7 separate regions of the Homo sapiens genome follow, and all the other regions are linked to region 1. Evidence: chromatin loops called from intact Hi-C (ENCODE). Cell type or tissue: heart left ventricle. All regions are shown on one strand. Links, peaks and the distances in the headings refer to the core of each region. The heading gives the core; the rest is flanking DNA. Region 1 has its middle 44 kb from the start of WSPAR. Region 2 overlaps LOC105379182 (a long non-coding RNA gene). Region 3 has its middle 140 kb from the start of WSPAR. Region 4 has its middle 140 kb from the start of FSTL4. Region 5 overlaps LOC105379178 (a long non-coding RNA gene). Region 6 overlaps FSTL4 (follistatin like 4). Region 7 overlaps FSTL4 (follistatin like 4).

What was found. Hi-C counts contacts between places; a loop is a spot of excess contacts. Peaks named below come from ENCODE experiments on the same cell type or tissue, not always from the same donor. Only the 100,000 strongest peaks of a DNase experiment are listed, where the experiment ranks them.
Region 2: a loop joins it to region 1, with 2.0 times the contacts of the local background. A loop is called at or near these places in 8 of 110 quality-filtered maps.
Region 3: a loop joins it to region 1, with 2.5 times the contacts of the local background. A loop is called at or near these places in 12 of 110 quality-filtered maps.
Region 4: it touches region 1 in a loop (8-fold over the local background); 49 of 110 quality-filtered maps call a loop at or near these places.
Region 5: it touches region 1 in a loop (3-fold over the local background); 46 of 110 quality-filtered maps call a loop at or near these places.
Region 6: it touches region 1 in a loop (9-fold over the local background); 28 of 110 quality-filtered maps call a loop at or near these places.
Region 7: a loop joins it to region 1, with 7 times the contacts of the local background. A loop is called at or near these places in 79 of 110 quality-filtered maps.

The regions. Positions count from the first base shown.
Region 1 is chr5:133,867,018-133,871,468 of GRCh38, reverse strand. No RefSeq gene overlaps it. Among named protein-coding and RNA genes, the nearest start is that of WSPAR, 44 kb to the left of the region's middle. In heart left ventricle, for the core only: CTCF peaks have their summits at 1,903 and 2,102 (motif pointing right); a DNase peak (open chromatin) is centred at 2,128; H3K4me3 peaks cover 474 bases; H3K27ac peaks cover 358 bases.
Region 2 is chr5:133,942,069-133,946,519 of GRCh38, reverse strand. The region is part of intron 3 of LOC105379182 (a long non-coding RNA gene); the gene reads left to right. Among named protein-coding and RNA genes, the nearest start is that of C5orf15, 24 kb to the left of the region's middle. In heart left ventricle, for the core only: a CTCF peak has its summit at 2,070 (motif pointing right); no DNase peak of the experiment used is centred there.
Region 3 is chr5:133,770,696-133,775,146 of GRCh38, reverse strand. It overlaps a transcript of FSTL4 not described here. Among named protein-coding and RNA genes, the nearest start is that of WSPAR, 140 kb to the left of the region's middle. In heart left ventricle, for the core only: no CTCF peak of the experiment used is centred there; no DNase peak of the experiment used is centred there.
Region 4 is chr5:133,752,127-133,756,577 of GRCh38, reverse strand. It overlaps a transcript of FSTL4 not described here. Among named protein-coding and RNA genes, the nearest start is that of FSTL4, 140 kb to the right of the region's middle. In heart left ventricle, for the core only: a CTCF peak has its summit at 1,831 (motif pointing left); no DNase peak of the experiment used is centred there; H3K27me3 peaks cover 1,141 bases.
Region 5 is chr5:133,109,378-133,113,828 of GRCh38, reverse strand. It overlaps LOC105379178 (a long non-coding RNA gene), which reads left to right. Exons shown (of 3, transcript XR_948792.2): 3 at 2,314-2,761. Among named protein-coding and RNA genes, the nearest start is that of HSPA4, 60 kb to the right of the region's middle. In heart left ventricle, for the core only: a CTCF peak has its summit at 2,439 (motif pointing left); a DNase peak (open chromatin) is centred at 2,428.
Region 6 is chr5:133,550,776-133,555,226 of GRCh38, reverse strand. The region is part of intron 3 of FSTL4 (follistatin like 4); the gene reads left to right. Among named protein-coding and RNA genes, the nearest start is that of FSTL4, 60 kb to the left of the region's middle. RefSeq lists a silencer at 2,109-2,188. In heart left ventricle, for the core only: a CTCF peak has its summit at 2,110 (motif pointing left); a DNase peak (open chromatin) is centred at 2,116; H3K27me3 peaks cover 1,384 bases.
Region 7 is chr5:133,422,144-133,426,594 of GRCh38, reverse strand. All of the region lies in intron 3 of FSTL4 (follistatin like 4), which reads left to right. Among named protein-coding and RNA genes, the nearest start is that of MIR1289-2, 3.3 kb to the left of the region's middle. RefSeq lists enhancers at 2,444-2,738, 2,829-2,878. In heart left ventricle, for the core only: a CTCF peak has its summit at 2,597 (motif pointing left); a DNase peak (open chromatin) is centred at 2,574.

The DNA.
Region 1 (4,451 bases), core at 181-4,180:
GTGTCTGTTGAGGTCGTTTGTCCACTTTTCAGTTGAGTTGTTTATTTTCTTATTGTTGAGTGTTAAGTTCCTCCTGTTTTCAGCCCCACCTATGTCTCTGCCTTCTGAGGAAGTTGGTGCTCTCTCAATTCCTGGGTTTTCTGGATTCTGAATGGACTCACTCATGCAAACTGAGGCTTAGGTTTCAGCTCCTTCTGATCTGCTAAGTCAGCTCTTGCGTCTGCTTTTCAGCATCCAAAGTCTTGTTGATATAACTTGTTTTCTACCATGTTCTCTCTTCTTTGTCCTTGTGGGTTTCTGTCACTTTAAGATACTGCTATTTTAGAGGAATTTTTTTGGGAGATGGGGATTGATATCAGTTTGTACTCCCATCGGCGACGTATGAGTGGCCTGTTTCCCCACACCGGTAGCATGTGTTCTCAACCTTTTGGGTTCTTGCCAATATGGTGGGTGAAAAATGATTCTTGTGTCTCTATTTAAGAGCTAAGAAACCATTCTGTTCCCAGGAGCCTCTCTAGCAGACTTGTTCTCCTGAGCAGTGTCTCCTTGGCCAGAATTTTGCTAGTCATCAGCAAAAGGAATGCAACTGCCCTAATTGGTTTAAGGTTAATCCAGCTTCACATCCTGTTGTGGGGCTGGGATACAGGCCAGCCTTCTTGCTGCATGGATGCCTGGACAGCACCAGGGTTCTGTTAGCAAGGGAGATGTGGTTTGTGGTTGTGTGTCTGTGACTGTATTCCTGCTCTACCCACCTGCTAGGGGCCTTGGCCTCCAACCTGTGCCTCCAAGGTCAGGCAAGGCTGCTCTTAGGTGTCCCCATTCTCATGTGGTCAATGCCACTTGGCTGCCTGTGATGAGAGAATGGTTTTTGGTTGTGGAAATAGCCTGTTTGATGATCAGATCTAAGATATTCGTTGTATAAACCAGGTAAGGGAAGAATCTAGGCTTTAGAACTGGGCAGACTGGGTTCAGATCCCCACTCTACCACTTATTAGCTATGTGACTGCTTAACCTCTCTATACCTCAATTTTCTCAGTAGTAAAACTGAGCCAGGAACTTCTATCTCAGTCCTCATCAGGAGACTGAGAGGTTTGTCTATAGCATGTCCAGCCCAGGGCCTGGCACATAGTGAGTACTCAGCAGGGGACCACCCTGACTCAGGTCTTCCACCTTCCAGAGGGCAGGGAGAATTCTACCAGCTCTGCCCTGGGTCATGAACTCATGGGGGATGGTGATGGGGAGGCTCAATTGTCCCTGTGTCCCCAGACTGAGCACATGGCCAAGCTCACAGAAGGAGCTCAGTCTCTTCTTGTTGAGTAAATAAGACAACAGCAATAAATTAGGGCAAAAGCAGCTGCTGCACATCCTAACAGCGTTCGGCATTCTCGGCCATATTGAGGGAGAATTTCCCCAGATACCAATCTGTATCGAATCATTTACACATGCCATGCCTGCTGATGACTCGCGCTGTTTATCTACAGCATCAGCTCCATATTGATTTATCAATGCCCATTTTGCACAAGGATCAATAGCTTAATTGTATCTCGGGCCAACATGGGGAATACAACCTGTTTGCGATGTAGAGAGCAGGCCTGAGTTGAGAGCTGCCAAAGCCTTTGTTTGCTCCTTGTGAGTCTTCCTGCACACAGTGCAGCTTTAATGGCCAGCATCCAAGTCCCGAGTGACCAGCCATCGTCACTGTGCTGGCCGAGGACCGTTACTTCACCCAGAGGTCAGGACCAGGAGGGACCTGGCAGCTGTGTTGGGTGTGTAAAGAGATCTGAGTGGATGAGGAAGAGGGCTTTGCCTGCTCATGGCCAGTCATCTGGTGGGAAGTGTTGGGGGTCTGTAGCTGACCTGGGCTTCTGTCTTGTGACTTATCCCATGGTGGATGTCACCCCATTTAGCTCTGCCTCCTTGGTCATTTCTCTTGCAGATTGAACATCTCGGAGCAGGGATGCGTTTTGTCTTGTCTGTTCCCCCAGGGTCTGCCACATACAGAGTAAGGGCTGGCTGAATGCTTGAGAATAAAACACACTGTTTTCTACTTTTTCTTGTGGCGATTTTATTAATAGCGGGTCTGCGAGAAGGTGGTGAGGCTCGGGCAGTAGGTGGCGCTCTGTCAAAAGTCTGAGATCCAAGCCCAGGCAGGAAAGCCCGTCGCACGCAAGGGCTTCGAGAATCTACCCAACTTCAAAATTAAACAGGAAATGATGATAAAGCGTTTCGTATTTTAAAAATCTTGACATGATATTGAAAAGCTTTATTTTATAAATGTTAGGGAATTTCGATCAATCAAGTAATATAATATCCATTTATTAAGTACCTACTAAGTGCCAGGTACGGTATTAATTAGCGTATTCATTCTGATGGAGCCTTCCTTTTTATGTAACATGTCACCCATCGCCCCCATCTAATATTTCTATATTACTTACCTTTGAGAGGAATACATTGATGAATTGCTCTATTAAAAGAGAATAAAGATATTTAAAGTCTTTAATGGGAGAGGAATCACAAAGGAGTTTTTAAGATTAACTTAGAATTGTATAGAACGTTCAGCACATTATGCTAATTTTTTTTTGGAAGTTGAACAGCTTAGAGGGGAAAAGAATCAGCCTGTTCCCATCTTGTTGCAGAAGCTGGGTAATCTATGTCTCATCAATGTTAACAAATATACCCCCTAATAGCATTTTGTGTTCTTAACAGTGAGAAATGCTTCCCTGGAAAATATTATTAGCACTTATGTTATCTTACAGATTACACTCTTGATCAACGAGGGTCCCAGTAAAAATATAATGGCAGATTGCAGCTGATGGGCTTTCTGTTTTTATGTTAGAGATGTCATTATTTTGCAAAGTTGAAAGTATTTGAAAATGCACACAGGCACATGCATGCATGTGCACACACACACACACACACACACACACACACGCATGCATACATACCCCCTCCCTTCCCCACCCCCTGCCCCACACCTACCAGAGCCCAAGTTGGCTAAGAGCGTGGGGCTGGGACGGGTTGTAGTTTGCAGGTCCCAGACAACTTCCCTTCCATGTTAAGAAAGTTGGGGGAGCAGGCAGAGCATGGAATGGAAATGGTGCTACCTTCCCCAGGATGGTACTGGCCCGGCTCTCACCCTGAGCTCTGCATACTTGCTCACTGGCCATCTTCCAAACTGGGCTGTTGGCTCCATGAGGACAGGGTGCAGCGTGTCTGGTTTCTGCTGTTCCCTCAGCACCCAGCACTGTGCCTGGCACACCTAAAGGCCTCAGTAACCCTGGATGAGCCGAGGTACTAATATTTAATGTACAGGACAAGTGATCAGAGAGGCGGGCTAAATGTCACCCAGGGACCCAGCGAGCAGCTCCCCCACTGCCTGGGCCACCTTTTGAGGTCATGAACAGGATCCCAGGCTCTGGCTGTACTTGAGGGCAGGACTGTGGCCTTGGAAAGCTTACTGTAAGGACGAGCAGATGGCAAGATCTGCCTGGACTGGGACTGAGTGAGCTGGAGACGGCTTCTGGAGGAAGTGGGGCAAGTTATGAAGAAGAGGAGGGAAAAGTCTGAGAGCAAGAATGAGATTAGGGTGTGTGTTGCAGGCCTGAGGATAGGGCAGGGCAGGGAAGAACCTGACTTGATGCGAACCCAGGCTTCCGGGCCCCAAGGGATCTAAGTTCAAGGCTCCACTTTCCATCCCTTTTATCCTTGGAGGAGTGCTTTGGGCTTTTCTCCCCCCAGGAGCCTCTTCTCCTTTCTCAAAGGACCATTTCCCATCTGCAAAGTAGGGCATGCGGTCAGCTGTGTCTCTGCAGACTGTAGTGCTGGCCATCAGGGAGTCTGTGGACATGTTTCCACCTGTGTGTTCACCATGTGTGTCATGAAGTAGCTGCTGCATTTCCCTGAGGGTGGCTGTGTGTGCTGAGCAGGGAGGGAACTCCCCCAAGGAGCTCACAGTCCAGTGGAGGAAACAGAATCGGCTCATGGGATTATGTGGTTCAAGCGCCACTTCAGGAGTCTCATCCTTAAGTCTTTGTGTTCCCAGACCAAGTACACAGCTTGGGCCTCAGCAAGTCCTAATCTCAGTGAATCGAAGAAAAATCATAGGGGTGTTGGGGACTAAGAGTAGGGGCTGGAGCTGAGCCACTTCTTACTAGAAGTATGGGCAGGGTTGATAAACAGGAAGGGGAATGGCATTCTGGGCTGAGGCAGTGGCAAGGACAAAGGCTCAGAGATAGGAAAAGACGACAACGTTAGGAGTGATCCAGGCTGTCTTGCATGGGGTGCAAGAAGAGGGGCCAGTGCCTTTGAGGTCAGATCACAGGGGGCCTGAGAGGCCAGAGCAAGGTGTCTGCACTTGCTCCTTCTCTGTCTCTCTGCTTGGGGATTCTGAGCAGGGTATGTCCAAAAGGGGGTGGCATCCTGTAGGCAGAACTATGGAGCCCTCTGAGGTT
Region 2 (4,451 bases), core at 215-4,214, 75 kb before region 1:
CCTAAGGTCATGAACAAGGGAAGCAGGCAGAGCTACCTTGGTTACTGGGTCTGGTTTTTTGGGGTTCGCTTGACCACATTGGTGGATAATACCTTGAGGCCAGGTAGGATGGTGTGCCTGGACACACCCTTGACCATATCTTGTCCTGATTCCACCATCCCCTCTCTCTGCCCTCCCACCAGCTTGCAGAGTCCTTTTCTGCCTTGTATCCATTGTCACTGGCAGGATGATGATGTTCCTTCCATGGACAGGCTTAGATTTTTGAGGAAACCCAGGTGTGTGTGTGTGTGTGTGTGTGTGTGTGTGTGTGTGTGTGTGTGTTTTAAGGGAGGAAAAGTCTATGATATGATGGTCAGAATTAGTTACAATGAAATAATAAAAGTTTGTGGATTTAAAAATAAAACAATTGGGTCTGGAAAATACACTGTAGAGGAGGTTCTCTAAGTGGAAATCTGTGAATGCTGTGGCATTCTAAGTTTTCAGTTGGAAAGGGATTACTGAGTTGGGAAGCTGTATCCTGCCCTGGAAGCTAAGAAGGCAGAGGGAAGCCTGATCTGCTACCAACTGAGTGGCCATCAGAAATGGGAGCTGCAACCTTCCTGGGTGATGGTATAAGGCCTCTTTGCTCTCTCAGTAGAGCAAGTATGAATGCCAATCAATGAAGGGCACAGTGTTTTCCTCATCAGCCCTTCTGCATGAAACAAGGAAACCATTTGATAACACGCCAAGGCTCACCAGAGAGGGAGGGGACTGAGGCTTCAAAGTGATGTGTTAGATTCTTTGGGAATGTACCAGAAGGGTATAGCTTCCTGACTCAGTAATCCCATTCCAACCAGAAAACATAGCATGCCACAGAGTCCACAGATTCCAGTTAGGCCAGGGAGAAAGGGAGTCCATAATTACTTCTGATAAAAGATACATGAATAGCCGGGCACTGTGGCTCACGCCTGTTACCCCAGCACTTTGAGAAGCTGAGGCGGGTGGATCGCCTGAGGTCAGGAGTTCAAGACCAGCCTGGCCAACATGGTGAAACCCCATCTCTACTAAAAATACAAAAAATTAGTCAGGTGCGGTGGTGGGTGCCTATAATCCCAGCTACTTGGGAAGCTGAGGCTGGAGAATCGCTTTAACCCGGGAGGCGGAGGTTGCAGTGAGCAGAGATCGGGCCACTGCACTCCAGCCTGGGTGACGGAGTGTGACTCTGTCTCAAACAAACAAACAAACGAAAAGATACATGAATAAGTAGGGAAAATTCATGAAGGTGTGGCCAGTATTGGATAAATGTATCCAAAGCTTTCTGATGGACCAGATTTTAAGAAAAGGATTTTCCTGGTACATAAACTGCTCAGAGCCTCCAAGAGTTTGATTCTTTCCTTCCAGCTCTCCTGGCACAGCCAGAGGAGGGTTTTGTGTGATTGGCCCTTGAAACATTATTACAATCACTTTGTGGCCTCCTTCAGCTTATTTTTAATTACAAGGTCTATTGCATTTTTAAATTATTAACTCTGACAATTACTTATCTTGGCATTTTCTTATCTCGATGAAAATGAAAACAGCAAGGTCATGTTAGCTCACTTGAGGTTTCGGTCTGCTGCAGCTTAAATTGAGCTGAATAGATCAGCAAATGTTTGCAGTGCGGGGACCAGCTGAGGTTGCAGAGGGTCTGCTCAGGGAACACGGGCAGAAAGAACTTGGCAACACAGAGGCTAGTTCAAGGGCGTTTGGGGCCCAGGTGATCGGAGCCCGTCTGTGGAAGTGGGAGGTGCCCTTGTAGGTGATGATGGCCCATAAGCAGCTTCTTCCCCTCAAGAGCTCTGCGTACATCTCCCCTGGGATAGACAGCCAGAGGCAGAGCCCAGAAGGCGATAGCGACCCTCTGCCTCACAGTAACTTCTTTCTCTGATCTTCTGTGGTGGTCCTCACTCTATGACAACAACAGCAACTAAACGATAACAATAAGTGACTGTTACTGAGTGCTTACTGTGTGTCTAATACCTTGCCCACGACACTTGGCAAATATCCATGGATGCTGGGCACTGCAGGCCCTCATCGCCATGCTGCCTTCTGTCCAGCAGGGGGTAGTGTGACTACACCATAAAGGGGACCTCCTTCTTTACCTGGGTTCTCAGGAAAAAGCATCTTCGAGTTTCTGCTGGATGCTGGAAGGATGCTTCTGGCAGTAAGTCCAAATCTCCGACAGTGAGGGCAAAAGAAAGCATGATTATCGGCCAGGCGCGGTGGCTCACGCCTGTAATCTCAGCACTTTGGGAGGCTGAGGTGGGTGGATCACCTGAGGTCAGGAGTTCGAGACCAGCCTGACCAACATGGTGAAATCCTGTCTCTACTAAAAATACAAAAATTAGCCAGGTGTGGTGGAGCATGCCTGTAATCCCAGCTACTTGGGAGGCTAAGGCAGGAGAATTGGTTGAACCTGGGAGGCAGAGGTTGCAGTGAGCTGAGATCATACCACTGCACTCTAGCCTGGGCGACAGTGCAAGACTCCGTCTCAAAAAATAAATAAATAAATAAATAAATAAAAATAAATAAAATAAAAATAAATTAAGAAGAAAAGAAAGTACGATTGTCATAACTCCCCCAATCTCAGGGCACCTGCAGGTCCATTAGTCCCAACCTGAAGTCCTTTGTTGTTCAGTCCCCAGCTCCACTGACTCCTCCAAGGGCAAAGGGCAGGCATGAACTTGGAGAAATGGCTTCGGCCTCAGTGGACAATGCTGGTACCACGGTAGGGTCCTTGGCAACATGCCTCCTTAGAGATACACAGACGGTTCCTCAACCTGAGAGCCATTTGGTGGGAAGTACAGATGGGGTGCACCCATCCCCAGATGTGTTATATGCATTAGCTAATGGGCACTGCTGTTGAGAGACTGCTTGGCCATTTGGGGCAGCTGGCTCAGAAGGCACGTCCCTCGGATGTCTGCAGCTTCTCAGCCAGAAACCCGTGAAAAAGTTCCATCTTTCCCATAGGCTGGGAGCCAGTCACACCCTGGGTATAATGCCGAAGGAGAAGGGAGCAAGACTGCTGGTGGGACATGGTTGTCCCACAGCAAGACTGTTGGTGGGACAGGGCTCCGACTGCCCTGGCCCTCTGCAGAGCCTCCTGAGTAGGTAAGGTAGTGGCTGGCTCTCTGCTCTGGATGATTTCTGTTGACCCAGTTCTGGGAGTGGTTTCATGGCTTGGGGAAGAGCCAAGAACTTCACAGAAAGGACTACACAGAAATTCGTGACAGCCCCAGGGCCTGCTTGGGACTCTGAGGGCTGAATTTTTTTTTTTTAAATCTTGGGGAGAGAGTTTTGGTTATGGTCCCCAGCAAAGACAGCCTGGGAGATTTCTTCTACCAGCCTCCGTGAGGAGTTCAGATCCTGGGTCCCTCAGCACAGTCCACATCTGAGGCTGTAGCTGTGATGAACTTAAAAATCAATGCTGCCGCCCAACCCCTTGGCTTCAGAAGTGCCCTTGGTTCAAATGTTCAAAGCAGCCCTGAGTTATCTTCGCGGCTTCTCCAAATTCCTCCACTACTCTAGGCCCCGAGGAAGGAAAATGTTAATCCATCTCAGACTGCCAACTCCCCCAACCCCAACCCCAACCCCAACCACCCTCCTTCTGCTAGGCTGGAAACTTTGCAAACTGGAAAATGTCTGTGTGCTGGAGGCCAATGCCCCTGCTCCAGGCCTCTTGCTCCCCGACCCCAGGCCTCATCCCAAATCCAGTCCTCCCTGTAAAGTTCCAAAGCTCAAAAAGCTGCTTGCCTGTGTGCAGGCGGGCACGCGATGGTGGTGGGAAAGCACAGATGCATCTGTGGGCCTCTCCTCTGGAGAGATTTGCCTTTCACTGCCTGAGATGCAGCTGAGGAGGAAATGTTCCCTGATTCCTGACCTGGTAGATCAGCTGGGGCCATTGTGTGCTCTGGTTTATAATATTAATAGGAATACTAATAATACCTGCCATTTCTTGAGCACTTTAACTAGGTTCTTCACCAGGGTTGTTCAATTTAATTATCACAAGAGCCCTATGAGGTAGATGCTATATAGAATATAGTATATATAAAATAATATAACTTTTTTTTTGAGATGGAGTTTTGCTCTTGTTGCTCAGGTTGGAGTGCAATGGTATGATCTCGGCTCACTGCAACCTCCACCTCCTGGGTTCAAGCAGTTCTCCTGCCTCAGCCTCCCAGGTTGCTGGGATTACCAGCATAACTGGCTAATTTTGTATTTTTTGTAGAGACGGGGTTTCACCATGTTGGTCAGGCTGGTCTCAAACTCCTGACCTCAGGTGATCCACCTGCCTTGGTCTCCCAAAGTGCTGGGATTACAGGTGTGAGCCACTGCGCCTGGCCACTTTTCTTTTTTCTTTTTCTTTCTTTCTTTCTTTTTTTTTTTTTTTTTTTGAGATACTGTCTCATTCTATCACCCAGGCTGGAGTGTAGTGG
Region 3 (4,451 bases), core at 191-4,190, 96 kb after region 1:
AGAAACTTGTCTTGATCAAGACCTCTCACAAACTAGGAGATTTACCCATTATTTGGCAAGAGGTAACTGCAAGGTATATGTTTCCTCTGCAATTCCAAGAGGCTCAATCAAGTTGTGCTTTTCTTTGTAGTGAATGGTGGAAGGAAAAGCAACATTTTTTTTTTGTCATTTTAGAAGAAATATACCTATACATTCTAGACTATTGCATTCTTAGAAACTTCACTTATGTGTCAAGTCTTTGAATTTGTGCAAGATTTATCATCCATTTTCTGGCATGCATGTCTTGCTAAAATATGTATGGTTCTTAGTCCTGCTCAAAAGGTACAATTAGCCTAATAATATCAATGTAACAGACTACCGTGATTTTCTATGAGATAGCAAAACAATTAAGGCTATACTATGACAGAGAATAAGAGGGTAGATAATAGCTTTATCTATAAGTAGATAAGATGGCAAAGGTATACTGCCATCCCGGCCATGTGAAAGCAAATGGCTTTTATTATAAGATAAGAGTATGTTTCAACCAGCAAACAAATTTTAAGAGGATTTAGGGATTCAATGTTCTCAACTACGTAAGTGTCCCTATCCCATGTATCAGTGTCTTAGATTTTGCTTATCAGTGACATGACCTTAGCACAATGTTTCTTAACTTCAGCACTACTAACTTTTGGGGCTAAATAATTGTTATGGGGGGCTATCCTGTGTATTCTAGGACGTTTACAGCATCTTTAGCCTCTACCCACTAGATACCAGTAGTACCCTCTACAGTTGTGGCAACCCAAAATGTCTTCAGACATTGCCAAATGTTCCCTGACAAGCAAATCACTTCTGATTGAGAATCGCTACCTTAGCCTAAGAGCCCTGGCAAAGAGGCATATTCACTGGTACCACAACTCTGTAATCCTCATACTTAGGCTTTATGCTTGATCTTCAGCCGTATCTGTTCTGCAACTACAGATGATGAGAAACTCCTTCAAAACTGCCAAGAAAGTCTTCCTGATTTCCAACTATTCTTTTATTCAGGAATTCACTGTTTTCATTTTGTCCTTCTCTGTGTGTGTTCTCTCTAGAGCAGTCAGAAGCGGTTAGCGTATCCCAGGGTTTTCATAATCACCATTGCTCTTATAGTGACAAAGTGCCAGAGCCACTTCAGGTCTCAACACTTCTTTTTCTTCCACCTGCACTCCATCATATGCCATGACCAGTGATAATTTTAATCGTAATGCTACAGATGATCACTATCCCGTCTACCCTTAGAAGCTTGTTCTTGCTCTCTACAAATGGGTGAGTAACCCAATCTTCAAATTCTATTTTTAAGGCCTGCTTCCTGGGGCCAGTTCCAATACCAATTATTTTAAAAGTCAGGAGAAAAGTGACACACTCAAAAGAGTAATTAAAGAGAGGTTAATGCAAGTACTATTTATAAAGGCATGAGCAGGATGAAGGGAACAAACAAAAAGAAGATGAAGCACGCAGGAACTAGTAAGAACAGTAAGCTGATACCTTCTCTAAACTGAAAGAGGAAAGGAAAGAAGCTGTTACTGGGACCCAAAGAAAGCTGTACGCAAGGGAGAGAGGTCTATCACGTTGTTGTAGTCTTAGGTAGAGAAATGTGGCTCCTGTTAAATTGCTGCCTAGAAGGAGAGTAGGTAAGGGAATAAATACTCTGTCTTCTCTCTCTGTCTACCCTCTAATCACCTGGTGCCTCCTGTTGGCTGAACTAGAAGCCAGAGGTGAAGGAAACCCATATTTGCAATCTATACAGGTCAGTCTCCCCAGGCACAGAGCAGAGCATTCTTCTTAGAGAAAAGCAGAAAGAAATATCGAGGACAAATCAAGACAGTGGCTGAGCAGGGTCATTGCTCTTTCTCAACTTTTTTTTTTTTTTTGGTCATATGAACTTATTTTGTAGTACTTTAATCTTCCAGTCCCCATAAGAATTTTTAAAAATCACTTAGTCATTCTTGAATGGTATATAATGAAGGTAAAATTGTAATTAAAAATTTGAGATCAATATTGTTAAAGTTTGTGTTATAATTTTTTCCCATAAATAGCATTTAGTAATATTAATTCTGTATTAGAACAAATTAAACTTTTTCCCATTTAACAATTGATAATTTAATAATAATAATAATAGTTAACATTTATTTTGTGCTTTTTATATATTAGGTGCCATATTAAGTGCTTTACAGGCATTAGTCAATTTAGTTTCTTTTTAATTAGTTACGTAAGGAAAAGCATGCTTTGCCAACAAAGAAATTATGACATTCGTTGGTGCTATGGTTTGTGTGTGTCCCTCAGAGTTCATTATTAGAAATTAATCCCCAATGCAACAGTGTTGAGAAGTAGTACCTTTAAGAGGTGATTAGGTCATGAGGATTCTGCCCTCATGATGGACTAATACCATTATCTTGGAAGTGGGTTTGTTATTGCAGGAGTGGATTTGTTATAAAAGTAAATTTGGCCCTCCCTGGCTCTCTCGTGCACATGTGTTCTCTTGCTTTTCTACCTTCCTCCATGGAATGACACAGCAAAAAGGCTCTCTCTAGGTATGGCCCCTTGAACTTGAACTTCCCAGCCTCCAGAGCTGTGAGCCAAATAAATTTCTGTTCATCATAAATTACTCCGTTGGTGGTATTTTATTATAGCAGCACAAACTGGACTAAGACAGTTGGAGACTGAATATATATTAAAATGCAGATTGAAATTTAACTACATGATTCAACATCAAATGGACAAAAACTACTTTCATGACCTGGTATTTTGGATTCTTGCATTTTGCACTAAAAAACACAAATGGTTTATTTTTACAACATTTGCATTATGTTTTAAATGACAAGATAAGAGAGATGGCCTCATGCTGTTTTTTGTAAACACTTTGCCACAAATAACATATGGCATCTATGAGCAATCTTTATTTCCAACAAATGGAAAGCCAAATTGGATATAATTGTCACTATATTTTCTTCTTTAAACATTTTAATTTTGCAGTACTAAAGACATCTAGATGCATTATATGTGATTTCTGATCAGATGGATGCAACTTACTTACCTGGCAAAAATCATCCCGGGTTATTTTGAAGAATTATTGTCCTTTTTGGCAGTCTTCATTAATTTATTGTATGTTAGCATCAGTGTTTCTATGCTTTCTGACTCTAACCAATGATCCATTGTGAGTAGAAATTAAATAATGTATAACTAAGAATAAGAACATTTGAAAACAGTATAATGATCAAACCCACTATGGCAGTTAGCACTTGTTCAGCTAAGTTACAAATTGATTACAAAACTGATTTGTTTGCAGGTTCATCTGATCTTCACAAACTGCTATTGCTCTCTTGATGTACATTAAAGAGATCTTTAATTTCTAAAGAATTAGTTTAGGAAGTCCTCACCAGAGCAATCAGGCGGGAGAAAAAAATAAAAGGCATCCAGATTGGAAAAGAGGAAGTCAAATTATCCCTGTTCATTGATGATATGATGTTACATCTAGAAAACCCTAAAGACTCCACAAAAAAAAATCCTTAGGTTTGATAAATAAATTCAGTAAAGTTTCAGGATACAAAAAAATTAATGTACAGAAATCAGTAGTGTTTCTATACACTGATAAGAATCTAGCTGAGGACCAAATCAAGAAAGCAATTCCATTTACAATAGCTACAACAGCAACAACAACAAAACTAAACAAAACCTAGAAATATGCTTTACCAAGGAAATGAAAGATCTCTATAAGGAGGACTACAAAACACTGATTAAAGAAATTGTACAAGACTCAAACAAATAAAGCATCCCATGCTCATGGATTAGAAGAATCAATATTGTTAAAATGACCATACTGCCCAAAGCAATCCACCGACTCAATGCAACCCCTATCAAATTATGAATGTTGTTTTTCAGAGTCAGAAAAAACAATACCAAAATTCATATGGAATCAAAAAAGAGCCTGAATCATCAAAAAACCTCACCAAAAAGAACAAAGCTGAAGGCAACATATTGTCTGACTTCAAATTATATTACAAGGCTGTAGTAACCAAAACAGCATGGCACTGCTATAAAAACAGACACATGGATCAATGGAACAGAATAAAAAGCCTAGAAATAAAGCCACCCTCTTACAATCAACTGATCTTCAACAAAGTTGACAAAAATATACACTGGGGAAAGAACATTCTATTCAATAAATGATGCTGTGAAAATTGGATAGTCATGCAGAAGAAGGAAACTAGATGCATACCTCTCACCATATATAAAAATTAACTCAAGATGGATTGAAGACCTAAACATAAGTTGAAACTGTAAAAATCCTAGAAGAAAACCTATGAAAAACTCTTCTGGACATTGGCCTAGGCAAAGAATTTACGACCAGGTCCTCAAACAAACAAAACAACAACAAGAATAACAAAACCAAAAATAAAGAAGATGTAATTAAACTAAAAACTTCTGCACAGCAG
Region 4 (4,451 bases), core at 203-4,202, 110 kb after region 1:
CCCTCTTCCCGTGGTGGGCTGGAACTGGGGGAAGGAAACCTTAAACTGGTGGAATTTAGAGCTTTAAAACTCTGACCAAAAGGCTATGCACTTATTACCCTATGATCCTTCTCAACTAGCAGCCAGATTGAACCCCTTAATATGTGGGTCAAATCAGGTCCCTCTTCTGCTTGGAATCCCCAGTGGCTTTTCTGCCACACAGAGTAAAAGCCACAGTCCTATGATGGCACGGCTCCATGTGAACTGGACCTGCAGACCCCTTCTGCATCTTCTGCTACTGTCCCCTCCACCTCACTCCTGCCACCCAGGTTCCCTGGTGTCCTGGCACATCCCATCCCAGGACATTGTGCCTGCTCTTCCTCCTGCCCGAAATGCCTTGCCTGAGGTGTCTGTGCATCTCCCTTCCTCTCCTCCTAGAGTCTCCTCCCAAACACCACTTTCTCAGCCTGACTAAAATTATAAGCCCGCTCTTGCCAGCTGCCTCCTCCCTACTTAACATGCTCTGCACTGTATTGCTTACTGCCTGTGTATTCCACTAGAATGTAAGCTCTGTGAAGGCAAGAAGTTTGTTTCTGTTGTGTTGCATTTTGCTTCTTGTTTTGTTCATTGTGTGTTGCTGCAACCTGGGACATAGTAGGCATTCAGTAATATTTGTGAAATGGATAAATGACAGTGACCAAACAGCTGTGAAATTTGCCAGAGATTTTCTCCCTGGGAAGAGAAGATGGGCTGAACACAGTTTGATGAAGAGAGACAGTTGTGAGAAAGAACAGGGTTGTTTTATGCTTATACCCGCCAGGTGCTCCCCTTGGAGTCCAAAGCATTGTGGAAGGTGAGTCTCAGCTCCCAGTGCTAAGAAACAGTCCTCCTGTAAAGCAGAGAGCTGGCTATGATCTACATGGAGAAGGGTGCTTTGGGTAGTGATGCTGGGGCTGGATTTTGAAGATGCAAGTAGAAGCCCATCAGGCAGAAAAAGGGGAGTGCACATTTATGCCAAGATTTGAGGTATGCTGAAATGTGGGTGAGGTCTAGAGTATGTGTGAGAGGTGGTGGGCAGGGGGAGGAGAGGATGTGAGGGTCTGATGGAAGAGGTGCTTGAGTTTTACTGCTTTGGGTTTAGGGCCATTTCTGAGCCAAGAGAGCTGGTGGAGGAAGGATAATGGTGGTATCCTGTCTATAGCAGGTGGAGGGGCAGGTTCATTGCTGCTTTTATTGTCCCGGGACCAGCTCTTGGTCATCAGAATGTTTAGAGAGAATAAAAATGATATTTCCAGGCAACTGGGACAGAGTGAGAGTGCTATCCTGGGTGTAGGTTGATAACAGCTCACAGCTGCATCCCTTTCTAGGAATTGCCCTTGGCCAAAAGGAACTGCATTGCCCAAGGGGTCATGGAAACTTAGAAAGAAATGGTTGCCAGAAGGAGGGAGTGATGGGTAGAGAAGGAAATCTGAGAGTTTCCATGGAGTTGGCAACGAAGAGGTCATTGGTGACTTTGGCAGGAGGAGCCTATGAGGAAGGGTGAGGTCTGGCTTGCAGGGGGATGGAGGCCATGTGGGAGGCAATGAGGAGGAGGAGCAAGAGCTGGGTCTTGAAGGAAGGGTGGGAAGTGGGGTATGGGAAGACCTGCCAGACAGAGGGGATAATGTACACGAAGGAACCCAGGCTAAAATAATCCAGTTTGACTTCAGGGTGTGGGGGAAGGTGGGAGGGATGGCTGGAAAGGTGGATGGTGTCCAGGAATGTCTGTCTTAAACGGTAGGCTCTAGAGTTAGAGCAGAATCAACATGTTGTCTTCACACGTCTGAGCTCCACTGGGCTCAGGATACTGCCCTCTAGTGAGCACTGGGCATTTTGTCCCCAGAGCGTGGACCTGACAGGTATTTTGACCATGGTCTCTTGGGCTTGGTGTTTATGAATGCAGACATAGTGGGTTTTCTGAGGTGAGCCTCATTAAACTAGTTTAATTCCTTCATCAGTTTTCTATCCTGTCTAGTAAACTTATTTGTAATACTAATTTTACTAAAATTATTTCAAAGAATTTAATTCTGTTTTGTGTAAACTATACAGGGAGGATTGAATACATCTATCAAACTATCCATTATAACTTCTGCCATTGTGAATTTTTGTGTGGCCATTGTTTCTTTCAAATCCAATTTACGTGGACAAATATTTGCAGATCTAAATTTTATTAGGACATTTTGATCTTTTTATATATATATATCTTTTAGCTCTAACAAAGTGTGCAGTGTGGAATTTTAATCATTGTCAGTTCTATTTCATAGCAATTATACCTTCTAATAAACTTCATTATGACTAGGATAAAAATTGATAGTTTGTATTTATTTTCTTCACTAACTTATTACAAAATGAAGACTAGGCTCCCTGAGGTGGTTCCGGTTTGCTCTCTTGTCTAGAGTTGGATGATTGAATTGTAAGTCAAATTCTCTTGTCTGACTCTGATTACTTTGTATGCTGTGTATAAGTTGTCTCCACTGTTGGCGGAACATGGGGCTGGGATATCCTCAGGGCACGAATGGTACAGCAGAGCTTCCTGCCTGGGTTCCCCACTATTAGTCATTATGCTAACACTCACAGCCATTTTCTTATTGCAATCTCCTTTTTTATCCTATTTTATAGAGGCTGAAACTGCAGCTTAGAGAAGTTAAGGGGCATAACTGGGACTTGAACCTAGGCTTATCTGCATTTAAAGTCCATAGTTTAAACACTGGGCTGCACTATGGTTCACTGTATTGGTGTGCCCAGACAGCCACTCACTACCTGATGCTATGCAGGAATGGGGAGAGTTGGTTATGGTCACAGAATGTCTGGGCCAGACCTTCCCTGCCACTACACACACACACACACACACACACACACACACACACACACACACAGAACAAATGTGGACCCACAAAGGCCCAGGGGAGAGAAGGGATAAGTCCAGGCAGGGTCAAATAGTTATTGAGTGGTACAGCTGGCTGGAACCATGTGTCCAGTCCCCTGGCCAGCCCCTAGTGAGAGTTACCACCTGGCTTAGCTCAGTTTCCCATATAAGTGTCTGTGAATCTTCTCCAGCTCATCGAGTGGCCAATTTGATGGGGGAACCAGGCAATGTGAGCCACCTGAGATTAGGGACTCCTGGGTCCCACCCTCCCTTATTTCAGAGGAGTTGGGAGAACAAGCATCAGTGATGAGGGCTGTTAAGTCACTGAGTAGAAGTAACCATGCCTGCCAGTGGACACATGCCCATCTGGGGCTTTTGTGACTCTCAGCAGGGTCCAATTTTCATTTTCTGGTTATAAGGAGCCAAAAGAACCCTCCAGATCTCATTTCCCTGTTTGCAAGATGCAGAGCAGGGAGCAGAGGAGAAGGCTGCCCCTTCAGTTTGTGGGCCTGGGAGCAAGTCTGGTTTGCCTTTATTGTGAATAATGCATACAGGTAACTTTGGTCTTGACCACAAAAAGACTTTTTCTTTTTGTTGTTATAACATATTTACATTTTCTGATTATATAAGGGTAGCTGGTTCATTGTGGTGTAGTTTTCTTTTAAAGGGGTTATTTCATAACAACCATTATACTTAGAATCAAAATAGTATGAGAATCACAAAGAGGTCTTGTTTTTTCTTTTCTTTCTTGAAAATCCACATTCACATGAAGAAAGAAAGTGTGGGGCTCAGAGCGCAAGAAAATAACTGCAACTTGACCTCATTAGAAGGGGAGAGAGCTGGTCGACCAGTAACAGGCTGTGGTAGCTTTTCTCTGTGTGAGATTCTGGGGTGTCTGTGCTGGCAGCACTGACCCTTGACCCCCCTGCCCCCTATGACCCCTGCACAGTGACAAATGATCACTGTTATATAGGCAGTGGAAGAGGACTTTCAGAATTCCACATCTCAGTTATTTTCCACGAATGCTAGGAAAGGAAGCCCTTTAATTTAATTTAATTTAATTTAATTTTATTTTATTTTATTTGAGACAGAGCCTCGCTCTGTCGCCTAGGCTGGAGTACAGTGGCGCAATCTTAGATCACTGCAACCTCTGCCTCCCGGGTTCAAGTGATTCTCAGCCTCCCAAGTGGCTGAGATTACAGGCACCCGCCACCACAACTGGCTAGCTTTTGTATTTTTAGTAGAGACGGGGTTTCACCATGTTGGCCAGGCTGGTCTCAAACTCCTGACCTTATGAGAGGGGGATTGTGGCCAGGCAGTTACTGGGAAAACCTATAGGCTCAGCCATAGTGCCCGTTGCCTTTGCTGCCCTCTCTCTCACTCCCAGGGGTCTGAGCCAGGGGCCCATAGTGCTGGCTTAATCATAAGCTGCTGACTTCGCTCTTTGAAGCTGGAGATAGATAACTCCTTTGGTTTTTAAGATTCTACCCAAAATGAGGCCCACAACCAAGGATCCAGTCCTGACAGAGTGTTTTGAGCAGGTTGGGCAAAGGCAGGCCCAATCCCT
Region 5 (4,451 bases), core at 294-4,293, 760 kb after region 1:
CAGGAGCATCATGGAGATAAGCCAGCCGCCCGGAGAAGAGCTGCTCCACACACTAGCACTGGCCACAACCAAGCTAGGGCCAAGTCACATAGCCCACAAGACACAATGTCCTGTGTTCAGAAACAGTTCCAGAGAGATACCAAACTTTCTTTGGCATTTCTTCAGAAACGCTTGTGCCTCTCCCTCTCCTCCTACTCCTCACCATTGTACTCAGCCTCGCTCTTTCCACCTCCCGCCCACAACCTCCATCACCCGCAGCTGTTTGTGATGTGAATCAGCAGCCCCAGTTATTTCTCCTTTACCCGTCACCCGGACTCTCTATCCACAGAACAAAAGCAGCAGGCTCACCTGGGAGCTTGTTAGAAATGAAACTCCAGGACCCCACTGAAGACCTATGGAATCTGAAACTTGGAGGGCGGGCCCAGTCATCTGTGTAACCAGGCCCCCAGGGGATTCAGATGCACACTCGAGCCACTGCTTTACCTCAAAGGAGAGCCTGGGAGCTGGTCCACAAGGAGATTCCTCCCACCCTTTCTCCTCCACCTCTCCTGTGTTGTCTCTTCTGCCCATTTTCCAGATTGGGCATTATAGAAATCTGCAAAATAAGATGACCAAGACCGAACTTGTAGACAGTGATGAATGCCAAGGGGCAATCCTCTTTGAAGGAAGGGGGGAACCCTCATACACCAAGAAATCTTGTCTTTTTTTTTTTTTTTGAGACAGAGTCTCGCTTTGTCGCCCAGGTTGGAGTACAGTGGTGCAATCATGGCTCACTGCAACCTCTGCCTCCCAGGTTCAAGCAATTCTCATGCCTCAGCCTCCCAAGTAGCTGGGATTACAGGCACCCGCCACCACACCAGGGTAATTTTTGTATTTTTAGTAGAGACGGAGTTTCACCATGTTGGCCAGGCTGGTCTCAAACCCCTGACCTCAGGCAATCCACCTGCCTCAGCCTCCCAAAGTGCTGGGATTATAGCATGAGCCACCACACCCGGCCTTCTTGTCTCTTTTATGCCATGCATATTTGGCCTCTCCACCACAAGTTAGGCAAGGAAATAAAACTGGGCCTCAGGAGCCTCACACGGAGCCCAGGCATTCTGAAGCTCTTCCTCACTTTTCTACAGCAGATGTCCAGGATTCAGAGGCAAATCGCTGCTTTCTAGGAGTCTCTACCCACAGCTACAGAACTCCACCTTGAACAGGGGTCAGTGTGTTGTTCCTGCTCCTTGCTGAAGCTACTAATAGGATCACACGAGGCTGAGTCCATTGGACTGGCTCAAGTCAAAAGGAAAGAGGGACCTCCGTTCCTCCATCCAGGTGGGATGGATTCACGTGTCACCCCAGGGGCAGGAAGCAGCACTCCCTCCCCATCCGGGGACTATGACCATGTCACACGGGAGGGCGGTACATCTTTGGTTCTTAGGTTGACTTTCTACCTTGTTCCTCTGGAGCCTGGGCTCCTGGTGGGGTAAGGACAAGAAAGGCCAGGAGGCTATGGTAACTCGGACTACTTATGTCTGGGTCAGCTACTCTGCACTTTAAAGGGCAAGTTGCACACCTGTTGTGAGCAATACCTTTGTTCTTCCTGTCTTCAGTGCCTTCCGCATGCATCATCTCACATGCCGGACAGGCCTGGTGTTACCCCCGTTTTACAGGCGAAGGAACTGAGGCTCCTATAGGTTGTCTTTCTCAGTCAAAGCACAGTCCATGATAGGCATCTCCTGGGAACTTGATAGAAATGGACTCTTCGCCGGGCATGGTGGCTCACACCTGTAATCCCAGCCCTTTGGGAGGCCAAGGCAGGTGTATCACGAGGTCAGGAATTCAAGACCAGCCTGGCCAAGATGGTGAAACCCCATCCCTACTAAAACTACAAAAATTAGCCGGGCGTGGTGGCAGGCACCTGTAATCCCAGCTACTTGGTAGCCTGAGGCAGGAGAATCGCTTGAACCCGGGCAGCAGAGGTTGCAGTGAGCTGAGCTCGCGCCACTGCACTCCAGCCTGGGTGACAGAGTGAGACTCCATCAAAAAAAAAAAAGAAAGAAAGAAAAGAAAAAAAATGGACTCTTCAGCCCCACTCTGACCTGCTGAATCAGAATCTGCATTTTAGCAAGATCCCCAGGTATACTGAGAAGCACTGGGCTGGGATCTACCTGAGGTCTGGGAGCAGTCCAAGATTCTTCTTTTTAACAGTGATGTCATACTTTGGGTGGTAAGGACCTAAGAGATTAGTAGCAAAAGGCCTACTTTCTTGCTTGAGCCCCTGCTTGCTAGCTTGAGGACTCTGTTAAACCATACTTATTTTGCTTTTAGCTACCCAGAAGGAGAGGAGGTGGCCGTCTGTGTTCTCCAAACTTCTGGGACTCCTCAAGGAGTGAAGTCTGATCTACGCACGGAACCAACCACCACGGCAAAGGAAGAGCGATGGCGCCCCCATGTGGCAACACAAGCACTGCGATTTCACACAAGACCAAATCAGAATTGGCCGGAGGGGAACGTCAGATTCTTAGGGAGTGTTACTCCAACTAATGCTACACTCAGGGCGACTTCTTGGAAGGCAAAAGCCCCATAGTCTAGCCATACAACTTTCCAGAAAAGTAGCACTCTTCAAAACAGCTGGCATTAAAATTCTTGGCTCTGCCATCCACCCGTTCTGTGAGACTCTTTCCTCATCCCCAAAAATGGAAGGTCTGATGACTTCAAAAAGAGTTTTACCGTTTTTCCCCTCATTGAAAATAATAGAAAACAGTAAAATACTGCATTTCTGCCTTCAAGTATTCACTGAGCGCCTTCTCCATTCCCTGCTTCTTGCCGGGCTGCACGGAGGCAGCTGTAACCCAGGCAGAGTCCCTCCTTCAGTTGTGGGATGTAGAAGACAAGGACAGGACCAGTCACAGAGGAAAGACCTTCACTCATGCTGCGGCCTCCTTTACCACTGCATGGGCCCTTTCAACTTTCCTAACCCAGACAGCTCACCGGCTCCTCATGGCAGCCTTACACGGGTCCTACAAAGCTCCCCACTGGCACTCCTGAAAGGTACCCTATAACTGGAACCATCCTTTTGTGGAATATATACTGACCCAGCTCATCCTTAGAAATCCTTTGCTGGGATTTACATCCTGGAAGCTGGGCCACTGACTGGTCTTCCAAGACCATCTGTTTCCAGCTTTCTCTTCTGCAAGCATTAGCTGAGTCTAATTTAAATAATAGATATTTTAAAATACATTTTAAAGTTCATGTAGAAAAAAAAATGGGAGACCTCCAGTATGTGGTGAGTAAAGGTCTGCTTACTTGTGATAAAGTACTTGCAGTGCTTTCTCTCCCTCAACTGATCCAGGACTCCAAATCTAATAGTCCATCTCGCCCTTGAAGGATGTAAACCCAGACACACTAGTGAACAGGCCCGATAAAAACACAGCTTTCTGTAGTCTTTTCTGTGTTGTGTTTGAAGCTGGCGAATGCCACTTACGAAGGGAGAGTAAAGAGTCTCTACTCACCCTGTCCTAATGACGTGTGCTGAAACTGGAGGAATAAGGTCAGGATTAGCCTGGCACTTGCCCATGGATATTGAGCAAATCTGGAAAGCATTCTGTATTTTTTTAAATACTCTGAGGTCTTTCCTTCCCTGATCCTCCAGAAATTTACACCCTCCTTTATCTTTCCAGATGTGTTGCTTGTACCTCAACTTGGCCATTTTCCCTATTTGCCTCCTAGACTGATGCTTAAGAAGTCACCTCTTTAGTTTCTACACTTCTTGCAATATCTGCTCAAAATAGCAGTTCACAAAAACAGTGGCATTCCAGGTTAGAGGGTCATGGCCCAGGGCTGCCCCAGCCAAAGCCAAGTACATCCAAGGAATGTACTGGCAACTCCAAGATTCCCAATGGTCTCAAGTAAGTGGTGGGAACCATCCCCATTTACACACAGGACACTGCCCAACCTCCTTTCTCGCAGACTGATGCCTCATTTCAGAGGCCAAGCTTCTTTTTTTTTTTTTTTTTTTGCTTTTTTTTTTTTATTTTTTTTTTTTATTTTTTTTTTTTTAATTTATTTTTTTATTGATAATTCTTGGGTGTTTCTCACAGAGGGGGATTTGGCAGGGTCATGGGACAATAGTGGAGGGAAGGTCAGCAGATAAACAAGTGAACAAAGGTCTCTGGTTTTCCTAGGCAGAGGACCCTGCGGCCTTCCGCAGTGTTTGTGTCCCTGATTACTTGAGATTAGGGATTGGTGATGACTCTTAACGAGCATGCTGCCTTCAAGCATCTGTTTAACAAAGCACATCTTGCACCGCCCTTAATCCATTTAACCCTGAGTGGACACAGCACATGTTTCAGAGAGCACAGGGTTGGGGGTAAGGTCACAGATCAACAGGATCCCAAGGCAGAGGAATTTTTCTTAGTGCAGAACAAAATGAAAAGTCTCCCATGTCTGCTTCTTTCTACACAGAC
Region 6 (4,451 bases), core at 175-4,174, 320 kb after region 1:
ATCTGTCAATGTAATGATCCCATACCTGGGGTATTCAAAATATTCAAAATGTGTATGGAGGAAATGGTAAAAGTTAATCATTTTCACAGTACCTGTCTGTGGTGAGGTTTAATTATCACTTGACATATTTCATGGTTTAAAATGATGACAGTTTAAAATAGAGCCAGAGAGAGCCAGAAAAATCCATTCATTATCATGTGTCAGGTGCTACATTGGAATAACCCCCAAATACAGATGGTCCCTAGACAGATGATTCTGCAGCATTTTCTGATAGCTACAGATGTCCCTGCTACTGAAACCCAGACTGAGAATACCATTCTGACCCTGCCGTCAATATGCAGAGGGTGCTTGGGTGAATCTAGCAGCGCGGTTTGATTCTCGTACCGCATCGCAGATGCTAAACTCCCCCATGCTCTCTCCAATCCAAACCTCTCACTGGTCTTCTGCAGAATTTCTAATGAACAAGATAATTCATTGTGAGTGTGCTTTGAATGAATGAATGAATGCTATTTAAACTACAAGGTGACAGATATTTCCATGTGCCTCTTAGGAAATTGCATGCCTTTCCAAGAAGACAAGGTTGAAAAGCAGCTTGTTGTTGTTGAATAAGCTCAGCACTGTCTGTCTGTTTAGGAAAAAATAAATAATTGTTTCTTGCCCACGAGAATTCTGGAAGTGGAGCTGTCCAGAGCTGACCCGTCTGTCCACATTTCAAATTTCACTTTGGAGAGTCCTGGGAGAGGGAGCAGATGAAGCCATTTCAGAAATGTAAATGCTGTTTGACATCTATTAGCTCAATGCTCATCCATTGCTGACAGCAGGATCCATTAGGACGCGAGTGTCATGGATCAGAGACATTTGAAATATAGCGAGAAACATGCTACCCGCAGCAGAGGCCCATGTAGATGACTTGAGAGAGCACTAGATGTGCCCACCACTGTGGTCCAGGCACCTCCCCCCCATCTCCCCAGGCTCTCTGTCTGGATTTCCCAAAGGTCAGCTGCGTAGCCAGTCTTCACGACTGCACTCTGTCCACCAAGCAGCCTGCCTGAATGCTGGGCATGGCGGTGACCATTCCCTCCTTGCAAGGTCGGGCTTGCTTCTAGTCTCTACCATTCATGGAATCATCCAAATGATCCAACTCCAGATCAAAGGCCCCACAGGGTCACCCCTTATTTGTATAGATGAGGTAGGCTTGAACAGGTACAGTGACGTGCCTGAGGTCCCAGGGGGCTAGTGAGTAGCAGAGGAGGGATTTGGGGCTCTAAGCCAGTGCTCTTAGTTCTCAGGGCTCTCTGGGTTGTTTTTCTTGCTTCCTTTCCTTGCCTCCCACCCCTGAGTCCAGGTTCTCCCTTCTCTGTAGGGTGGCACAGTGTCCAACATATCCCAGAGACTTAGCCGCCATATCCTAGTGATGGGGGTCCTGGCTAACTGAGTTTTCTAGTTAAGTTCTATGTTTTGACTTTCGTTTAAGTTATTTCTAAGTGTTTTGTTTTCCTGCCTTAGGGGATCGGAGATTATATGGGAGGGGGCACATGATGACAACTGTTGTTATTAAAGCCTCCACCATATGCCATATGCTATGCTAAGTTCACTTATTTTAACACTCACAATAGTCCAATGTAGCCAGATAGTGTGATATTCTGTTTTAGAAATGAGAAGACACAGCTTTGAAAGGATTTGTGATTTGGTTTGCTGGGCGTTTCAGTAAGTTGGTGACTTATTTATTGACCTCACTGTACCTAAATATTCATTCCTTTGTGGTGGGATGTCCCTGTGTCTTGCTACTGTAGCTTTGCTAGGACCCTTGTCCTGAGGACTCTCAGCTCTAAGGCAAGTCTGCAAGGTCACTTCTAAATGGACAGTCCTTGAAAAGCTTAGGAAGAGCAGGCGCATCCATAGCTGTGCTTGATGGGAGGGGAACATGTGGAGGACAGAGGGAAATGGAAAAGAAACGTCCGAGACAAGACACTGAGAAGATGCTGCCATGCCTCGGAAAAGAGGGGAAGATGCTGGTCCAGGCTATTAGTCTTGGACAAGCCTAGGCTTCCTCCCTCTTGATACAGACTGTGGGTTCCGGGTACCGCGGGACTCACCCTCTCTCCCGCGCCCCCTGGAGGTCAGAGGGAGAGTTACGTTTTCCAGGCCCAGAGACCTGATGGCAAGAGACTAAGTAGCCGCTGCAGTTGGAGCACAGGGAACCGCAGGACCAGGAGACTTTACCCAGAGGTCGCTTGCCCTGAACCCTACAGTTGAGAATTCTGTGGCTCTTCTACCATGTGCAAGTGTCCAGAAAAGACTTGCACACATATATCTCTCCTATCTGCTGCTAATTCTTAGAACACCCACTGTTAGGGCTTCATCCCCTGTTTCTTTATGAATACCCCCAAAGTCACGTTGGGTCCTGAAAGAACAGCTGAACTTTCGTTGAGCCACATCATCTCCTACCTGGAAACTCACCAAGCCTGTCTGCCTCTTCATAAGAAAAGTAAGACAGGTTTCTCCTAAGACCCTTGAGCCCGATTTCTGTTCCATATTTGTTTCATATGACAGGTCTCAAACTGGTGGCTCGTGGGCCAGATTCAGCCTGCAGCCATATTTTGATTTATACCATCTTGGCCTGCAGAGGTTTTTTGTAAACATAAAAATATTTCAATATGAATGAGTTGCCATCGTTTGAAAATAAGGGCATTTTACCAACAGATTCAAATATCCAAATATACAGATGATCTTGGAAAGCAAAATGCTTTGATAACCCTGGGCCCACATGACCTCATGGCAGCAACAGGCTTGGGTGAGAGCAGCCGTGTCTCTGAAGGGAATACATGCTCTCCTGCTTTTCCACAGTCCTCACCACTCCCTAGTGCATTCCTCATAGCGAGACTAAGTGTGTTAGATACAGTTCTGTAGAATAAATATGACCAAGTAGAAATTCCAGAAGACCCATGCTCCTTAAATTACTTGTGTGGCCTCCATAGACATTTGAGTTTTCAATCCCTGTTTTGTACTAAGGTATAGAACTTGTTAATTATGGACCAGTAGAGTCAGATGTCAGTAAGGAGATGGGGGAGAGAGGAAAGTGGAGGGCAGGAGGGAAGGTGGGGAAAATTAGAGTAAAGGCTGAAGCAACCCTTTACCTCCTCAGCCCTCCTTGAATGTCTCTAATGATGCTGGTGTCTAGAAGTGGGTCCTTGCTTTAGGCAGTTAAATCTTCCATCATTCTATCTTATTTTTTGATATTTGTGCCTTAATCTATAAATATTCACTCTAGGCAGTAAATTTACAAGCAAGGTTCAAGCTTGGTAATTAATATTTGTGCCTCTCTATGTAAGTTATGTCTTTAAAATGAGGCAATTGCTTTAAGCATTTAAGACATTCCGCGTATATTGCAGAGTAATTACTTTCCAAAGATATTTCCAACTGATATTTTGTTACATCTAAATATACATTTACAGTACTCAGTAGACCAGAATAGCTCTAATTTATATATTTGGTCCACTGGGTTAGAAAAAGAGACATTTTAAAAGTATGTTTTTAATCAGTGTGTTTATCCCAAAGATACTGTTGGCTCCTCCAGAATCACACGATTTTATAAAAAATAATAAATGTGGTGTGTTCTCTGAGCTGATTTAGACTTTAATGAGAGATGACATCTCAGCGGAGCATGAGCATGGCTAACTTTTAATCCGGGCTCCGAAGTGTTCTAGAGCTTGGAGGAACTTATTAACTCCCTTGGTGTCATTTTCTTAATGTACAAAATTCAGATGATAAACAGTTACTGCCCTTGTGCAGTGAGAATTAATGCTTTCTGAGTCGCAGTATTGTTTTGATAAAATAGTCTTAATTGTTTGCTTTGTACATTTTCTGCTTTATTATTTTTATTATTTCTCTTGCCTCTGTAATTGGTCGTTATTGGGTTCCCATTATTTCTTTATTAGTCATTTTATAAAAGCTATCTTGTGATTTATCCTCCCTCCCACACTTGCTGTTCCCCCAAGTATCGTAAACAGAGGCAAGACCCAGGCAAACAAAGCTGGTGGTATTGTTGGTTGCTTTGAGTGGCTCGCCCGTTGTCTTTAGGATGGTTCATTCCCAATTGCTTGACTGCTATGAAAGAACTTATATGAATCCCAGGAGGTTTATTAGAAACATGTTCTAAGTAATAGTAAGAAAGTTGGATTAACAGGGTCTGCATGGAAACTCTAACCTCCCTCCCTAAAGGAGGAGAGGAGCAAGATGAGTCTTTCCAGCTTGGGGCAGGCATCGTAAGTGTACAATGACCACATAATATGGCACACTATATAAAAGGACAAGAAAATCATCGCTCATACAGTGAAAAGAAGCCAAACTCCATTCTACCTAAAAGTTGGCTTTCTATAACATTTCCAGCCACCATTACATTGGGACTTTATCCTACTCTTATTACTCATATGATCTCATTGAGTTGAGAG
Region 7 (4,451 bases), core at 121-4,120, 440 kb after region 1:
GCCGGCATTGATCATTCCCCAACCCACGGTACAGTTCAGTTTCCTCTGCTGCTAATTGGCCATGAGAGCTCCGTTATGAGGGATCAGAATTGTTAGTCTCTTCCTAATGATCTCTGTCTGGAGACCAACTTCATGACATTCTCCAATTAGGGAGTGCGGAGGGGGCAGGGCAGCGCTATTCATCTGCCCAGAACCCCCATGAAGTGACATGGGCTCATTATGCAGGAGACCCAAGCCACTGGTCCTGCGGGTCAGCACAGCCCAGGAGAGCCACGGAGGCAGGTCTCCCCCTCTCACCTCCCCAGACTCCCGGCTATCCTTTGCTCCCTGTGTCCTCCCTTCATGGCAAAGACTTTCCTTTGGTCAGGCTTGAAGGACAACACTCTGTCTTCTGCTAGCACACTCTGTGCTTTAAAAATTCCTAACTGGGAAAGATGACTTCTTTTGAGATCAAAGGCACACTCTCAGGGATGTTGGGGCAATGAGGAAGGTGAAAGCTACAGAGGAAGTCAAGACTGGTCCACTTCCAGCTCCCCATATGTGGAAGAAGAGAAGACCAAGGCCAAGAGAGAAGGGTCTTGCTCAGGGGGGGTCCCCAGCACTTAGACAGGAAGACTAGAGCCCCCCACGTCATTCCTGCTTCCCTTCTCCTCACCCTAACTTCAAATGCAGGCTCTTTATCCTATGTCCCTGTTCTCCCTTTGGACCCAGCCAGCTTCTGGATTTCTTCCGCCACTTGGCTTATCGTGCAGTGGACAAACCACACGGCTACACTTGACAGCCAGAAACTGGATCATAAGCTTTGAGGGCAGGATCCATATCTCCCTTATTCTCTGCTGTGTCCCAGGACCTAGCATCTCACCCACAGTAGGAACACAGAATTATTCAATGAGTGAATTAATTAATTAATGCTTTAACTTTAAAGTTCAAATGTAGAGTTTCAGAGAGGAACCCAGAAGGGCTATTCAAAGAAATGAATATCCAACAGTGGAAATTCAGATATTACAGAGTCTTGGGAGGTCAGTTGGGCATTAATTCTTTCCTCACAAGAGTCTGCTAATTACTTTTCCAGGTTTTCTGCTGAACAATTTGAACTCACATTCGACATAGCTTTCCCTTTTGTCTCTTTCTTAATATCTCAGCACAACTCCTGCTGTGGGGCATTGTTAAACCTCAGGCCTGGAGGGTTTGGCGATGCGCGGTTAACAGCTTTGCCACCTGGGGATGGCATTATCTCTGCCAGCCTCTAGCTGACTTGCTCTGGGTCTCCTGCTGGGAGACAAGACCAGGCTGGGACAGGCCATTCAAACAGCTTGAGAGCAGCTCTTAAGACAAACCTCGGACTTAGCTAAGGTACCTTTTTTTTTAGGTCACTTTGAAGAAATCTTAATGTTAAAAAGATTTACAAACTAAAAACTTTATAATAAAGTGTTGTCAAAAATCTGTAACAAAATCTACATCAAGTCCTTATGGTGTCTGGAACATAATAAATGTGCAATACATGTGAGCCCGTAGATCTTTTCTATCAATACTCACTTGAAATAGATTAATCCACAGTCTAATAGTTAGACCCAGTCTGATGCGCATAAGAAATGTTGCTATATCTTTTGTTTTGTTTTTACAGATTTTCTTTTGATTAGGTTATCTATTTGATGGGAAGGGAGGAAAGGCCTAGCATTTTCTGCACCCACTGTGCACCAGGAACCATGCTAAGTGCCTTACATTTCACTATGGCATGTGCTTCTCTCTATGGGCTTCAGGGAAAGGCTTATTCTCCCATTTTCCAGATGGGAGAATTAGACTCAAGATCTCAAGATCGTTAGACTCCAAAGCCAGTACTCTCTCCTTTACGTGGTATTTAGAAGTGAGCCCAGCTATGGGAATGCTGCCTAGTGACCACATGGTCACTGCCAGCTTCCCTGTCCAGACCAGCCTTCCCTTGGCCTGAGATGTGCCATAGTGCCTCTCAGAGGACACCATCACGTATTCCTGTAGTGCTTGAGTGTCACCAACCTGGAGACGCCGTGGGACAGCACAACCAGGGAAGTCGTAGAGAACCCAGGTGCCCCTGGACATTCTAAAGACCATCATCTGAGAGACTGCTCGGAAATGCAAAGCTCACAAAACATGTCATTTCCTGTCTCTAAGGTATTGAATACAAATATCATCTCCTTTTATCTCCCATCTCCAAAACAGTCCCCTCGGGTTGTGTCTCTCTCAAGTGCTCTGTAAACTTCCCAAATTGTCAGCCGGTCCCAGGAGATGCTTCCATCACACTGGGTGATCATCTCATGATAACTTCCGAACTGGCCTCCTGCACTGTTCACGGGTCTGGGTGGTTACCCGCGCAGCAGAATCACTCAGCAAACGCTTGGATGTGCACTGACTTTGAACGGCTAGAAAGTTCAGGGGCACCACCTGCCTCGGAGCTGCTGCATGACTCGGGTCTGAGGTGTCCCCTGAAATCTTGGGGACAGGCACTTCTTCTGCTGGCGTCAGACAGAATGTGGTCTCCCCACAGGGAGCCCAGTCCGATTCTGCAGAGCCCGGCTCGGCCCTGCTGGTCTGCGGGTGCCCTTTGCCCTCGTGCACACAGCGACACCTGGTGGTAAGCTGGTGAACCGCCGGGACCCCAGCGCTGTTCCTCAGCTCCATGCTGGGCTCCAGCTCACGTGCGCTGTGTGCACCGAGGGACTTGTCCTGGCACGTGCACACCCAGTCTTGTGCACCACCGAGTACTCCGTTGTGACAAAGTTATACTCAGTTATGTATGTCTTCTTCCTGCTCTGTGCAGAGAGCAGTCCCGTGGCCTCAGTCATGAGTCATTTGTCTGTACTCATTCTCAGAGGGGAAGAAAATGAGCTGTTTCTAACTACGTCTATCGTCACCACCCCGATCGCCATCCTTACTGCCATCAACCACCACCATCCCTGCCGTCACCACTACCATTGCCTCCACCACCGTTAGCCATCACCACCGCCTCACCGCCATCATCCCCACCACCCCTCGATGACCACAGCCACCTTTGTGCCTTTACTACTGTCACCCCATGCACTCTGTCGCTCCTGTAGCAGGGGCTAACTCCTCACATAGCAGCAGAATTGGGCAGCCCTGCCCGCTGAGGTTCCAGGAGGGAGGCTGAGGGCCTCTTCCACAGAGAGTGCTGTGAAAGGCTCTTGGAAGGAGGGCAGGAAGGACCCAAGAGAGCAAGGCAGAGGGAGGATGGGCCTTCTCCAGCTCCTAGCTGGCAGACAGGACAGCACGAGGTACCGCCTGGATGCATTTAGGACTGAAGTTTCTGCTGATGTCAACGAATGCTGGAAATGTCCCAAGACCCCAGTTCAGGACTGCGCCTCATCCAGGTGAGCAGTGCAGAGCAGTCAAAAGGGGCCAGGAAACAAGCCGCCCATTCATTCGTGCAGTCCAAGAACAAAGCCAGCGGGCCAGCTCCAACCTGTTGTGACAGAAATACCAGGGGATCTTTTCTTTTTCTTTCCATTTCCCCCAGGCAGCAACTGTACAAATGAAACTTCAAAACTAGAGCTCGGCCGTTCAGAGCCTGCACAGCACTGACCTGTTTCTTGTTCATTTAGCCTCATTCTCTCAGAAGACAGAAAGCCTCATTCATCAGAACAATCACTTCAGCCCAGAGGGGCTTGGGTGTTGTTTCTAAGACATTACAACTTGCAGCCATAAAGGAAAAATGAAATAAACGTGGCAAGAGTTTTGAAGTGGTCTGAATGACCCAATTAAACACATATTTTCAAGTCAAACACACCTTTCCTAATGTAGAGATAGAATTGTTAAATTTCACAAATTACCATGCTCGATAATTGTCTAAGAGTAATTTGTGTAGGATGACACTGTTTTCTATTTACTCTCATTCCCTAGGTGATGTCTTCTAGTCCCATGACTTTAAAATCTTCCATTTCTACATCTCCAGGGACACCTCCCTCCTTGATTTTCCCCACTTAGACACGTAATAGCCATCCCATTCTTAAAGTAGTTAGAACAAATTCTTTGATTTTTTTTTTTCCTTCCAAACCTGGTCTTGACACGTTTTCCCCCTTTTAGTAAACGGTAAACAGCATCCTCCTCATTGTTCAGCTGCAAACCTACACAGTCCTTCTTACCCCGCCTCCTTCACTCACACTACCCTCCACTGTCTCACCAAGCCCTCCGCTCTTCCTCAGTGCCCCCCAGTCCAGGCCCGGCTCTCTTGCTCAGACCTAGGCTGCCTCCCTGCTTCTCCTTTTGCCACATTTCTGTCAATCCTCCACCCAGCAGCCAGCATGCATTTGAAAGAACATAGATCATATCGTACCACTCTCCTGCTTAAAATCCACCAGTGGCTTGTTACTACACTTAGGACACAGCCAGAGCTCCCCACCCAGCCCTGCTGCTCTGTCCCCAACTCGCCTCTAACCCCATCTTTGCCCACGTCCTTCTTC